Linked DNA regions of Homo sapiens: region 2 is linked to region 1. A link is a contact called in ENCODE Hi-C or POLR2A ChIA-PET data. All regions are on one chromosome and are shown on one strand. Each heading gives the region's core, a stretch centred on a gene start or an enhancer-like site at or near the end of the contact. The rest is flanking DNA. Distances are from core to core; before and after follow the strand shown.

Region 1 (7,330 bases), core at 3,099-5,598:
AGAGCAAAGAATGTCATTTTGTCTTAAAGAAATTCCTTGAGTTTTTTTTTTTTTAATGAATGCCAGGGCTATCTCTAAAAAATAAAAGCTAGAATTTTATTTATGTAATTAAGCTGGTCAGGGCTAGAATGTCTAAGCTGTCTGTACCTTCAAGGTTATTACTCTTTATGTAGATCTGGCTGTTTGTCAGTAATTGACAGAAATGAAGCTTAAATAACAAGGCCTGTTATTCTGGAGGAATGTTTTTCAACTTCACTGCACATTAGAAAGAATTGAGAAGCTGTTAAAAAAACACAATACCAGAACAACATCCACATGATTCCCCTTTCAATAAACACAAGTTTGGGGACATCTTCCCAAGTGACCCAGTGTGAAGCCTATCTGGGACCACTATTCTTCCATACTAGCAGTGCCACCCAAAGCGTGATCCCTCTGATTATTATTATTATTATTATTATTAGCATGAACCCTCCTCAGTCCATGAGAAGACGGACCTCAAAACTAAGAGTGTTTAGAAACTTCTATAGAAACTGACAAATTAAGTTTATATCTGTTAAATATAATCAAAAAATATGGATTAGTATTTTGCTTCTCATTATTTTTCTAGTAATCCATTTTTATTATATTTTATAAAAGGATCAGTCCATGATGGACTGGAGAAGGAATAGAAAGGGTCTTCATCACAGATAGTTTAAGAAACACAGCCCAAAACCATGTATTAGATCACCCTAGTTCATTCCAAAGACTATGCTTTGTGAGATATGCCCCTGTACTTTCTGTCCTTCCAAGACTGGCACTGCATCCTTCATCACTTTTTGTGTCATTACCGAGGTAAAGCATAGCATCCTCAAAGGGTTGGCTTGTCTTTGCCAGTTTTCTCTCAGATAACATAGGTATGCTCTCTCACTCCTTCTATAATTTGCCTGGAAAAAATGGAAATGTATGAGTGTAAAATGTGCATTTATTCTCAGTGATAAAAGCAAAAGGAAGAGCCCAATTGAACCTTAAGGAGCAGGTGCCTGTCTGATATGAAATCTGAGGTTCCTCAGCTAAACACACCTCTGCAGGAAAGAGCCCCGGACATTGTTAAAGAACTATGGTCAGACAACACTGTGGCCTTGTATTTTTTTTTTTCTTGTCCTAGGAATGAAGTTTTGTGACAAGATTGAGTCTTATGGCAGTGCTGACTGAGGACGAGACCAGGAATTATATAACTATGAGGATGCTGGTGGCTAAATTGAGGTCAGAGCTATAATTGTGTAAGAGAGGTCTAAACTGACAAGAAGCTATGGTTTGTCCTGGATTTCTTCAAAACGAAGAACTTGTAATTTTAAAATAAAAAGGTTTAACTCTGCCTAAACTATGGGGAATTAATTGAATTAATTAAAAATCAATGCATAGTCTGGTAAAGAGTTTTGGCATTGATGTTGTTGATGTCACTTCCATATTTGAGACTTGGTGTTGGAAATGTAACTTGGACACTGAAATGGAAGAATTTCTGAAATATTTCAGTGCTTTATAGAAAAAGTAGAACAGGATATTTTATATCAAAAGATGCTTGAAAGTCAGAGACCTGGCCAAATTTTTGCCATTGTGTAAGGAGAGTAGGTAACCTCCTTCTATCTGAAATTATGGCCCGTAATTTGTTAGAAATTACCTTGGTTAAATTATGGTCTATATCTTTCTCTTTTTAACTGAATGTTCCTTCAATTAATCATAGCAAATGTTTATTAGATCACTAAATAATTATCTCATTTGATTATAAAACTCTTACAAAGCAGATGATATTGTTCATTTTAGAGAAAGAGACTGAGGCACAATTTAAAATAAATCTCAAGGTAATCTCAAAGGGGAAATGATATGCTACATGGGTGATAGGAAACCTATTGGTGGATTGTGGAAAATATTTATAAAATAGTTGAACAAAGGGTATAAATAAGTAGGAAAAGGCAAAAAAAAGAGGAAAGGAAATGAGCTGGAAGCCAGCAAGTGGTCTGAGTCCTAACACCAAGTTCTAAGTTGGGCCATCATCATTTAATCAAGGAATGGGCTATCCCTTGATTGTAAGTATTAGTTTTAAATACTTAAAATTTTAATTATTTAAAAGTAAATTGTAAGTATTAGATTTAAATACTTACAATTCTAAGTATTTAAAAGTTCTGCCTGGTAGAACTTTCATTTACTAAGTAGTTTACATTTAGGTATCAGTATAGTCAGTATTATCAGCCTGAAGCCCCCTAAATGGGAGTTTCTGTGTCCCTACACCCATGGAGCTGAGGGCAGTGTCTTGCTCACAGAATCTCAGCGTCAAAAGGAAAGAAAGGGCTCCCAAATTTAAACTCAGGCATAGTCAGGCTAGTGTGGGTTTAGCAAACTCTTGGACAAACCATTGAGGTTATTATTCATAATTCAACCTCTTTTTTTTTTTTTGATCTGCTGGATCCTCAAAGAGCCAGCTACCCACTTTCCTCCATTGCTGTCATCACCTGGGCCCCTGTAGAAACAAATTTGCAGTCAGGTGCTATAAAAAGAATTTAGCTTTAAGGGAAAACAGATCAGGATTTTCATTTCAGATGTACCGGCTATAACACTTCAGACAAATGACTTAACTTCTTGTACCCACGTTTTTTCTCATCTGCCAAATGGAGAAGACAATGTATTTTTTATAAGAAGACCACATTGAAGTGTTTAAAAGTTTCATCTCTGGACTCTGACATCCATTTAAGAATATTGTTACCTTTGATAAACTAATTTCTGCAAGTCTTAATTTCTTCACCTGTAAAATGAGGATAATACCAATTTAGTACTTCTTTCACAAAACTGTTGTAAAGATTTAATGAGATACCATTTATGAAATGCTTGAAATATTCCCTAAAAAACTGTTTATGATCAACAAGTGTTAGCTTTTATTATCATTACTGAAGATCAGTGATAAGCCTGCCCACTGCAAGGTAACTACCCTTATTGGGATACCACGAGACAAGCTTTGAATAATTTATATGCACATTATTTTCTCCGAGCTGCCACTCTTAAATGTGCATTCAAATGATGAAAGCCTAGCTTTCTAGTTCTTTTCTCTTTAGATAAATGAGCTTGCACATATATATGTAGGCATAGGGTGTGGGCAAAATCTCAAGAAAGCTTGAATGATACCTTGTGCTCCTGTAAGACCCAGCTGGGAAGAAAGGAGGTGTATTGGATTGAATAGTGTTCCTCCAAAATTCACGTATGCCAGAACCTCAGAATGTGGCCTTATTTGAGAATAGGGTCCTTGCAGATGTAATGTAAGTAGTTAAGATGAGGTCATATTGAATTAGAGTGAGCTCTAAATTCAAAGATTAGTGTCCTTATATGAAGGCTAGGTGAAGATGCAAAGAGACACACAGAGGAGAACAGCATGTGACCACAGAGGCAGAGATTGGAGTGATACATCCACAAGCCAAAGGATGCCAAAGATTGCTGGGAACTACCAGAAGCTAGGGGAAAGGCATGGAACAGATTCTGCTTCAGAGACTCTAGGAGTATCCAATCCTGATGATACTTTGATTTTGGACTTCTGGTGTTCAGAAACTATGAGAGAACAAATTTCTGTTGTTTTAAGCTACCAAGTTTGTGTACCTTGTTATGGCAGCTCTATGAAATGAACACAAAAGCGGTCTCTAACCAAAAGGAATATTATAGGATCTCTCCTCTCCAGGCAGGGTCAACAAGGAGAAGTGAAGAAAGCGTGTGTATAGGAGTACCAAATGTATCCAGAAAAACACAGGACATCAGAAAGTGGGTCCTGGAAGACACTGTAAGGGCAGGTACACATTCTGTTACATCAGTGGCTCATTGGGCAACTGAGGGTAGTTCTGTAACATCCCAAGTGGGGGGCCAGACATGAAGAGGCAGGGAAACATAATCATATTGAAAGGAACAAAATTTTTAGACATGGGGCTGCTCAAGTACTGCAAGGGTGACTCTCCATGTAGATTCAGAGTCTGGGCACTCCAGTCAACACTAACTGATAAATCCTTTTAAGCATATAGCAAAAAGATGACCACCTTCTTATACTTCAAAGACAACACTGATACCTAAATGTAAACTACTTAGTAAATGAAAGTTCTACCAGCCAGTTTTAAATCAAATGCTTACAATTTTAATCAAAGGATAGCCCATTAACCAAACAATTGTTTTTATGAAGTGTGTTTTTTTTTTGTTTTGTTTGTTTTAAATGTCTAGGAGACACCTTACCAAGACCTCATTTATTTTAACACTTCCTGGGAGACCTTTATTGTCAAACTCGACCAGATTTATTCAACAAACAGCAATTCGAGAAAGCAGTGGAAAAGAGCTGAGTCACAGTGAAAGTGACATTTCCCTTTGCAGCTGAAGAAACCACCGGCTGTGATTAACTGCTTGACTAGTCCTCCAGTGTGAAGGATCACAATGGGATCAAGAAGGCTTGGCTGGGCTATGAGAAAGAAAAGAACTGAATCAAATTGGAGCCTGGGAAACTCAGTTCACAGGATCCCCTAAAAGTTACAAATGTCACAAGTGTGAGTGACCATTCATTTACTTAATCAGGCAATAAATCTTTTATTCATTCAATGAGATTTTTTATTAGTTTCTACTGTGGGCCTAGGTGCCGGGATATTGGTGGTGGGGTCAGATACTAAAATGATTCTGAGACAGTTTCTGTTCCAATAGGCTTAGAATATAATAGATTCTCAACAATCTTTTTTTTCAATAGTCTTTCATCCCCAAATAATTCTGTCTTTAAAAGAGAAGAGCCACCTGAGGAGTGACTGGAGAGCTGTCCATTCAAACTTCCCTTATTGCTGAAATGTTGCTAAACAGAGTTTGACATTGACTCTTAGCTGCCAATCACTCTCTCCAGTGTGGGACAGACCAGCAACTCAGTGCAGGTTCATTTGGGTACTGAAGGACAATCAAAACCTAACTACAGGATGATTGATCTGTGATACCTTCCGAGAACAATCGTAATCAAAAAGAGAAATATGAAAGTGGTCGGAATCAAAATGGAGTCATGTATGTTTAAAACAAACAAACAAACAAACAAATACAAAAAACCCTGACAAATAGAGCTGGGGAGGGCTATGAAGAGAGGCTTCTCACACTTATATGCCAGATAATAAAAACTTCCACAAAAGACTCTACAGAAGCCACAACAATGCACAAAGGTCATCACAACCTTACACAAAAAATACTTCTGTGAGGATATCTGCCCAGCAACTAACTGCCTGTCCAAACTCAGACTGGCACCACCTTTGTTCCTTTGTTATTAATCTTTGTAGTGAAAGATAATTATCTCAAAACAATTATACAATTCTGCTCATTATTTTTAACTTTTATTTTAGGTTCAGGGGTACATGTGAAGGTTTGTTACATAGGTAAACTCATTTCATGGAGGTTTGTTGTACAGATTATTTCATCACCTGGGAATTAAGCCAGTACTCAATAGTTATCTTTGCTGCTCTTCTCCCTCCTCTCAACCTTCACCCTCAAGAAGAGCCCAGTGTCTGTTGTTTCCTTCTTTGTGTTCATACTCATCATTTACCTCCCACTTATAAATGAGAACATGCTGTAGTTGGTTTTCTGTTCCTGTGTTAGTTTGCTGAGGATAATAGCCTCCAGCCCCATCCATGTTCCTGCAAAAGACTGATCTCATTCCTTTTTTATGGCTGCATAGTATTCCATGGTGTATATATACCACATTTTCTTTTTCCAGTCTACCACTGATGGGCATTTAGGTTGATTCCATGTCTTTGCTATTGTGAAATGTGCTGCAATGAACATGTGTGTGCATGTGTCTCTATAATAAAACAATTTATATTGCTTTGGGTATATACCCAGTAATGGGATTGCAGGATAAAATGGTAGTTCTGACTTTAGGTTTTTGAGGAATCATCACACTGTCTTCTACAATGGTTGAACTAATTTACACTCCCACCAACAGTGTATAAGCATTCCCTTTTCTCCACAGCCTCACCAGCATCTGTTATTTTTTTTACTTTTTAATAGTAACCATTCTGACTGCTATGAGATTGTATCTCATTGTGGTTTCAAAATGCATTTTTCTAATGATCAGTGATGTTGAGCTCTTTTTCATATGACTGTTGGCCACGTGTATGTCTTCTTTTGAGAAGTGTCTGTTCATGCCTTTTGCCCACTTTTTAATGGGACTGTTTGTTTTTATCTTGTAAATTTGTTTAAGTTTCTTATGGACACTGGATATTAGATCTTTGTCAGATGCATAGTTTGTAACTATTTTCTCTTATTCTACAGGTTGTTTGTGTACTCTGTTGATAGTTTCTTTTGCTGTGCTGAAGCTCCTGTGTTTAATTAGATTCCATTTGTCAGTTTTTGCTTTTGTTGCAATTGCTTTTGGTGTCTTTGTCATAAAATCTTTGCCCGTTCCTATGTCCAGGATGGTATTGCCTAGGTTGTCTTCCAGAGCTTTTATAGTTTTGAGTTTTACATTTAAGTCTTTAATTCATCTTGAGTTAATTTTTGTATATGGTGTAAGGAAGGGGTCTAGTTTTAATTTTCTTCATATGGCTAGCCAGTTATCCCAGTACCATTTATTGAATAGGGAGCCTTTTCTCCATTGCTTGTTTTTTTTGAGAATCAGGTGGTTGTAGATGTACAGCCTTATTTCTGGGTTCTCTATTCTGTTCCATTGGTCTATGTGCCAGTTTTTGTACCAATACCATGCTATTTTGGTTACTGTAGCCGTGTAGTATAGTTTGAAGTTGGGTGACATGATTCCTCCAGCTTTGTTTTTGTTTTGTTTTGTTTCCCTTAGGATCATGTTGGCTATTCAGGTTGTTTTTTGGTTCCACGTAAATTAAAAAATTTTTTTTCTAGTTGAAGAATGTCATTTGTAGATTGATAAGAATAGCGTTGAATCTGTAAATTGCTTTGGACAGTATGGCCATTTTAATGATGTTAATTTTTCCTATCCATGAATATGGCATGTTTTTTCCATTTGTTTGTGTTATCTCCGATTTCTTTGAGCAGTGTTTTGTAATTCTCATTGTGGACATCTTTCATCTCCCTGGTTAGCTGTATTCCTATGTATTCTATTCTTTTTGTGGTGATTGTGAATGAGATTGCCTTTCTGATTTCACTCTTGGCTTGGCTATTGTTGGTATATAAGAATGCTAGTGATTTTTGCACATTAATTTTTTATCCTGTGACTTTGCTGAAGTTGTTTATCAGCTGAAGGAGCTTTTGGGCTGAGACTATGGGATTTTCTAGATATAGAATTATGTCATCTGTAAACAGATAGTTTGACTTCCTCTCTTCCTATTTGGATGCCTTT
Region 2 (7,330 bases), core at 1,752-4,251, 370 kb after region 1:
TACTTGAATCTTAAAATTACTAATAAATGTTGATATTTTGTTTGTTGGTTTAGGGGCATTTCGATTAGCAACTTTATTGAGGTTATTTTACATATCATAAAATATACCCGTTTCAAGTGTACAATTCAATACTTTTGACTAACTTTACAGAGTGATACAACCATCACCATAAATCAGTTTTAGGACATTTCTGTTCTCCCAAAAAGAACCCTCAGATGTATGGCTTATTTAAGCATACTCAACAGTGTGCTGGAAAAACAGCTGGGAAGAGTTGGGGTGTGGAGAAAGCCCTGATTTCAAGAATTTGCCTAATTCCCTGGTATAAATACTCCCACTATAGACAATTTCAAGCTGCCAACAATTTAACATCATCGAATTGAATATTTAATAATCAACTTGTGCCAGTACTTGCTCCTGCAGCACCTCACTGATACATTTTTTATAGATAACAATTTGAGAACTCTTGACAATGACTTGTTGCCTCTGCCAGAATACTGAACATAACTCGAACATTATAATGACTTTTTCTTTGAACCTTTAACCACTGGCGAGATAGAATCTCTACCAAACCTTCTGATTAATTTAGTTTCCAAAGACCTCCTTAAAAACAAAATGATTTAATGTAATGGATAGATAAAAGGTAGCTGGTTTTAATGACTTAATTTTTCAATTATTTTTAAGAGGTTATTTGAGTAGTTAGATAAATCCTTACGTTTATGTTTTTGATAGACATAAACAGATAAGTTAGTGGTTAAATTACAGAAATAGCAGAAGTCTTTGTTCTTGGGCCTCTGTTTTTTTCAGGCTCTGGAATATGTAAATCCTGTAAATTGAGCCCTGAACTGCAGCAAATCCATCACTTGCCTTTCCAGGACATATACAACTTGCTCAGAGTACAGGTTTATTATTTTCTAAAATACCTAAATCAAGCAACACAGTGCTTTTCCATGTCTCATTTATAGAGTGTCAGCCTAAAATCATTAATTTTCTTTCATCTAAAATACATTAATGTGTCCAGAAGCAAAGGAGAAATAAAACCATCTTAAATTGTTGCTCAGCTTCGCTTACACTTCTCAGGGGAGGGTATGGGCTTAGGGGGAAGAGAGGTGTGGGGAGGGCAAGAAGTGAGGGTGTGGAGAATCAGGGGAGAGGAAGGAGGTGGACCATGAACGAGGAGATGGGTCAGGCTGTTTGCTGCTTGCAAAATGAAAATATGGCAAAATAAAACAAGTAACAAATACTGGAGATATCACCTAAGTAACAAACTGGTAAAGAATAGCTAGTTAAATTACTGAAAATTCCAGCAATTCTTTGGCTTTAACAAAGGTTACTATACTATTTCTACATATAGCTATATATATGTATAAACACAAAAGAAATAACAAAATGAAAGTGTTTTAGCATACTTTAAAATTAAATATTCAAATGATCTAGTCAGTTGTAACTCCAAGTGAGAAACATAATAAACGTTCTCTTTTTTAAATACTTTCTCAAATCGAAAGTTGTATAAGAAAGTGCCAGTGTTTGGCTGGATTGGCCAGTGCCAAAGAACTAGATTCCAAGCTCTGAATATTTAAATAAATTGATAACTAATTAGTCACATATAAGAGAAGTTTAGAGTAGACCATGGAGCAGCAAACCTTTTTTTTATAAAGGGCCGGGTAACGAATGTTTTAGGCTTTGCAGGCCTTACAGTCTCTACCTCAACTACTCACATCTGCTGTTGTGCAAAAACTACCAGAGAACACAGAAACAAATGACCGTGATGGTGTTCAAACAAAACGTTATTTATACACTGAAATGTGAATTTCATATAATTTTTATGAATATTTTTCTATTTCCCTCAAGCATTTCAAAATGTACAGCCATTCTTGGCTCCCAGTCCATACTAAAACAGGTGTCTGACAGGAATTAACCCTCAGCTGGTGGTTTGCTGACCCACGGAATAAATGATAATAAACAAAATGAGTCCGTATTATAAGGCAGGCATTTTGTAGACACCAGCTCTGGTCTTTGAAAGGCACTGGTATTCCAGCTTTACACAGGAAGAGACTCAAGAGCAGAAAAATCAGGTTGCCTACAGTCTCTGAGTGTCTGTGTTCAAAACCCATGCTGACTTCACAAACCAGGTTGTTTCCCTGCTGTGATAGTCCTAATTTACTGACCACCTACTATGCATCAGCACCATACCATTCACACGCATAATGCCATTTAGGCTTCACAATAACACTTTCAATACGATATCACCATACTCATTTCATAGACGCAAAAGGTGACTTCAATAAGCTAAGTATACGATCCAGGTCACAGACTTTGTAAGTAGTGGAGCTGAGAGACACACCTAGGAACTTACCCCAGAGCTTTCCACTGCATGGTGCTGCTTTGTAGAGCCCACTGGTCAAAGGTATGTATTCTAGTAATGGCAATTAGTAATTATTGGATGCTTATCATGTGCTAAGCACTAGTTTAAGCCCTTTGCCCATGTGAACTTGTTTAATTTACACATTGCTGTGAGGTGGGTATTATTACTAATGTTGTCCCCATTTATAGATGAGAAAAGTAAAGAACAGAGTTTTAATCACATGCTTAAGTTTCCATTCTAACATACCTTCAAATCCAAGAGTTTTGCTCCAGAGCCTTCATGCTTGACTGCTGATGTAACCTCCTGGTTTTCATCAAATTTCTCTCATCTTACTATACTAGTACATGTTCATAGTTCTTAATATGAACTGAGAGAAGCAAAGAAAGTTCTGTGATTATAACAAAGTTTACTATAAAAGACATTATTCTTTCTATTCCTCACATAATATACATGCACATGTACACAAAGCCAGGCCAGCATTCTAGTTAATCAGAACATTATTGAATTTTGTGTAGAATTCATTTTCAGGACTAGAAAAATTTATTCAGCTAAGAAACGTAAAGTCAAAATTTCAGTGGAACCTGTTTACAGCGGTGTGACACTAACTACAGCAATACAGCTTGTTCCTCTTCTGTGCACAGCTCTGTAATCTTGGATTCTAAAAACGGAAGGTGGTTCTTCTGTGGTTGTATAATTAGTATGTAACTAGTGTACAGTTCCATCTCTTCATAACTCAAGTGAATTTCCTCTTCAGTTGTGGTGTTTTTCTGTTCCTCCAAAGGGTGACTTCCTTCTACTTACAAGTGGAAATCTGTCCCACAGACTGTCCATGTTGTGGGGAGTCACTTTGTTTCATTCATTCACTCTTCTACTGGGTCATAGATCTATCTGTTGTATGATGACGCCAGGCAAGGCAGCATAGAGGAGACTACAATAAAGAAGGCATGGCTGTGCAGAGATGGAGGATTCATATGCATGTAGAGTTAGAATGCAGTGTTGTGTGGGCTGAGGGCTGTGACAGTGTCTAGATAAAACAATCTCCTATGGAAGGCTATCTTCTCCACAGTAGAAGTGGAGAAGATGGCCTTGGAGCTGATATGATTTTTGTCAGTTGAAGTTAGAAAAGGTGAAATTTTCTACAGAGAAAATGGCCTGAATAAAGGAGTGATGGTAGCAAAATATGCAAGGATTCAGAATTGAAAAAGCTCACATGAACTCAGACCCACCCAGTCCCCAAGACCCATCTGGTTTGTCAGCATTCTGGTGGTCTGGTTCTGGTCTCTACCTCTATCCATCTCATCCTATGAGAAGCTTCAACTTGGCTTTTCTCTTGTACTTCTGTTTTCATGACCATACTCTTAGATATTTTGTTAAAACCTGCATTAATTTCTGGCTCCTACCAACTCCCGTAGAGGATAAATTCCTATTCTGAGCCCATCGACCTCTGTGTCCTACTGCCTGATAGAGGCCTGCCTCTACCAAGAGCACAGTGAACACTGCTGGGCCTTATCAGTGTTCGCTGCTCACCACTTGCTTCTTTATGGTCATGCTTCCCCTGACCCTGCCCACTAGCACCTGCCCCCATTATCTGTTGTTAGACCTTCTTTGTTTAAAAATGTTTATAACTTTAAAAAGTGTAAGAGTAATCACTTGTTTTAATAACAGTATGATGATTATGTAAAAGAATGTCACTTTTGAGAGATGCATGTTGAATTATTTAGGGTTAAAGTGTCAGGATATCTGTAATTTACTTTAAAACTGTTCATCGAAAGAGTCAAAATTAAACGTTGTATTAAAAATGTGGCAAAAGGTTAAAAATTATTCTACCTGAAATATGGGTATTATTTCAATGCAGTAACATTGATGCTATTTTTCTACTTTCCAGTATATCTGAATTTATTTATAATAAATAGTTGAAAATAATAGTAATATATATTAATTATCAAAAATTAGAGAGATGAAGAGAAGCATCAAAATATAAAGAAAAGCACTAAAATGTCAGCCATGTACTACTACCTAAAATAACATTGTTCATCTTGATTCTAGTTTTTAAGAAATGTTTTTCTGTACACACACACAAACATATATAGAGATTGAATTGTAATCATATTATATGTATAATTTTGCTTTTGCTTTTTGGTAGGATATTTTTCCATCATCTCCTTCTTGATCTGTCTCAAAGTAGGCTCTTGCTTCCCTCTGAAAGCATGGATATTTAGGTTGATCTAGATTCTGGAGGGCCTAAAATAGATTTGGTCAATGAACAATGTGGACTCACTGAAGGTTCATAGGAATGTGGAATTACATAGTCATCATGTTTTGTTTTTAGGTAGATTAATCTGATAGTTCAGCATGATGGGTGGCAATGGGGCTAGAGCCAAGATAGTGGGTTAGTGAGGGAGTTTTCAGATTGGTGAGTAGGAAACTAGAGTGCTAACCCGGGAATAGTCAGGAAGGAACAAGGGTAGAATCCAGCAATTCCATTGAGCTAAGCAAAATAAGCGACTCATGTCCAAACAAAACTAGTTCTGCTTTTGTGTATGTTTTCAAAATGGTATCAAAGAAATTTTGAAAACCTTAATGTCTCACAAATATATTATAACTCATTGTTTGCTTTATCAGTATAAATTTCTAAATTTTCCTGGGTTTCATGTTACTGCTCCTAGAGTTCTGACTTATACAAGTTGATTGCATGTTTGGGTTGATTCACCAGATACTCTTGAAACCATTTTGCAGATGTCAGTCCTGAGGTACTAAGAGGTTTAGCCACTTGCTTTAGGCTAGAGCACAGTAAACTCCTTTTAATGGTGAACTCCTTAGGAGCAGGACAGTGGTTTATTCATCTTTGCCTTCTCCATCTGAGCATACCACTTGATAAAGAGCAGATGTTTAAATGTTGAATTGCCCCAAGTTGAGTCAAGGCCAAGACCAGAACTCAAGCCTCCTGACTTAAGCCAGTGAGCTTTCCACTGAACCAACGCTGATGATGTACTTGCATTCATCACTTTCAGACTCACTCAGTCCCCTTATGCCCAGTGGTTTTTACTGGTGGAATAAATTGACGTTGGTTAGAGGTATCGCCTAAACCATGGAATAGAGAAGAGATAACTAATGAAACAAGAATCTGCCTGTATTTTTTTTACAGACCCCAATGTACTTATAGCTCTTTCCTATAGCTGAAGCTTCCTGAAAGTGACCCTCTCTGTCTCCTACACTAGCCCACAATGGTAGGTTGTCAATGGCAACCACAGTTTGAAGACAATTACCCTGAACCAGCACTTTGTGAGGGATAAGTTACAAGAGTAACCATAGTAAGCCCAGAGTCAAGCTTGATTTTACTTGAAGATGAGCCCTCTTAAGAGAACCTCTGATTTTCATTCCCTGCCTAGTCATTCTAGGCCTTTTCAAGGTTTTTTCCAATCCAAATAAAATGTTCCCTGAGCCTCAGTTACTGGAGAGCAGTGGTGCTTTTTTGGTCTTGCAGCCATTCCTGTACTGTGAAGGCTTCCCTGGGGACCGAACAGAAGGATCTCAGTACAGTGAGATGCAGTTTTCACCCCTCCCGCAAGTAGTGGCTCTGTCCCTCAGGTCTGTCCAAATCTGACTTCCCTGGGTATGTTGGTCCATCTCTGAGTCAGGCTCTGTGGATTTTTCTTTATCTTTAAAGACATCTTTATCTTTCATTGTTTTCTCTGCCCCTGTCTCCTGGATCACTCTTTGGGTCTGCATGTGCATTCCCTAAGTCTCTGTCCCCATGTGCTTCTGGCTATCTGTGTGAGCTGGCGAGTCTATCTTGGTCTCTTGAGTTTTGTGTCTCTATCTTTCTATCCGTCTGTCTGCAGCTCTTTGACTTTTGTGTCTCTGAGACTTTGTGCCACTCTGTCTCTGAATCTCTGAGTCTCCATGTCTGTCTGTCTCTGTGTTTTCGTCTTCCAGAGCTTCTTGCATCATTTCTCAGACTTCTTCAAGAACAGGTTCATCCTGATCTCAAACTCCTACAGAATTCTCTCCTCCCTTTCAGTTTTGATTTCCATTAGCTGAGCCTTGACTCCCACCAAAAAACTTGGGACCTGCCTTTAACTCACAGATCAATGAGATATTTGCATGCTCCGCCTCTGTCATCACTCAGGTCTGTTTTCTAAAGCCTGGGGCAGCTGGTCTCACCATTTAGCTCTGCTCTTAGCTCATGTAAACATGGGCATTTAGAAAAGCAATTTTGAAAGATACAGCCCTGCTGGTTCCATCACAGAAACGTCTCTATTGGAGAGACTCTAGAGAATCTTTCTTTGGCCTCCCCTGTATATCACACTACACCTGTCTGAGACCATGTAAGAACTTCCAAAATCCTTTATAAGGCTTCGGCTTGATTCCCTCTATTTGAACAGGGTCCATTGCTATTATCAATGGAAAAATAAGCCCACACTTGTGAACATGTGACTTAATGGGCTTGTGTGGGCAACACCATCTTTCTTAGATATGTCACAACCTGATTCTAATATAAATTACAGCACTGGTAGCTCTTGAGTTACATAAGACACCCTAAACCCATGATTTCTAATGGCATAGAGGGCCAAACACTTTACCTTTCACAAAATCAAAGTATCTAGCACCGACCCTATGAACAAATGAGCATGAATGAAATCAGCAGCCAAGGAATCCCATGGAATAGTTCAAGTGGTAAGAACAGATTAAACCTTAGAGTGTGAACGCCTAATAGATTCATCTTTGTTCTATCACTGTTGTGTTCAGAAAGATTGTGAGGCTAAGTATAGGCTCAGCAAGAAAGACACATCAATTAGCTGTGCCATGTATGAACTTAGAGAAGGGGTGTGGCACATATGTTATGCATTTGTCATCTTTGGTCTAGATAGTTCAGAGGGGTGTCAGTGTCATATAAAAGTGAGAACAACTTTGAAAATGAAATAAGAGAAAATTTTCTAAAGAAGAATGCTTTTGTTGGCTGTTCAA

The links. Hi-C counts contacts between places; a loop is a spot of excess contacts on that map. ChIA-PET counts read pairs that join two places held with the same protein, here RNA polymerase II (POLR2A). Pooled maps may share reads with other maps.
Region 2: a loop to region 1 is called in a pooled map, with 2.6 times the contacts of the local background. The contact joins two enhancer-like sites. A Hi-C loop is called at or near these places in 1 of 50 pooled maps. POLR2A ChIA-PET finds 5 or more read pairs at or near these places in 2 of 52 experiments (activated CD4-positive, alpha-beta T cell and activated T-cell).

What each region holds. Positions count from the first base shown.
Region 1 is chr4:99,442,908-99,450,237 of GRCh38, forward strand. No RefSeq gene overlaps it. Among named protein-coding and RNA genes, the nearest start is that of ADH7, 11 kb to the left of the region's middle. RefSeq lists an enhancer at 3,628-4,827. Within about 2 kb of position 4,349, at least 5 of the 41 ENCODE cell types and tissues checked have a DNase peak (open chromatin) inside an H3K27ac peak, as active enhancers do.
Region 2 is chr4:99,819,035-99,826,364 of GRCh38, forward strand. The region is part of intron 1 of DAPP1 (dual adaptor of phosphotyrosine and 3-phosphoinositides 1); the gene reads left to right. Among named protein-coding and RNA genes, the nearest start is that of DAPP1, 5.9 kb to the left of the region's middle. RefSeq lists an enhancer at 3,013-3,382. Within about 2 kb of position 3,002, at least 4 of the 41 ENCODE cell types and tissues checked have a DNase peak (open chromatin) inside an H3K27ac peak, as active enhancers do.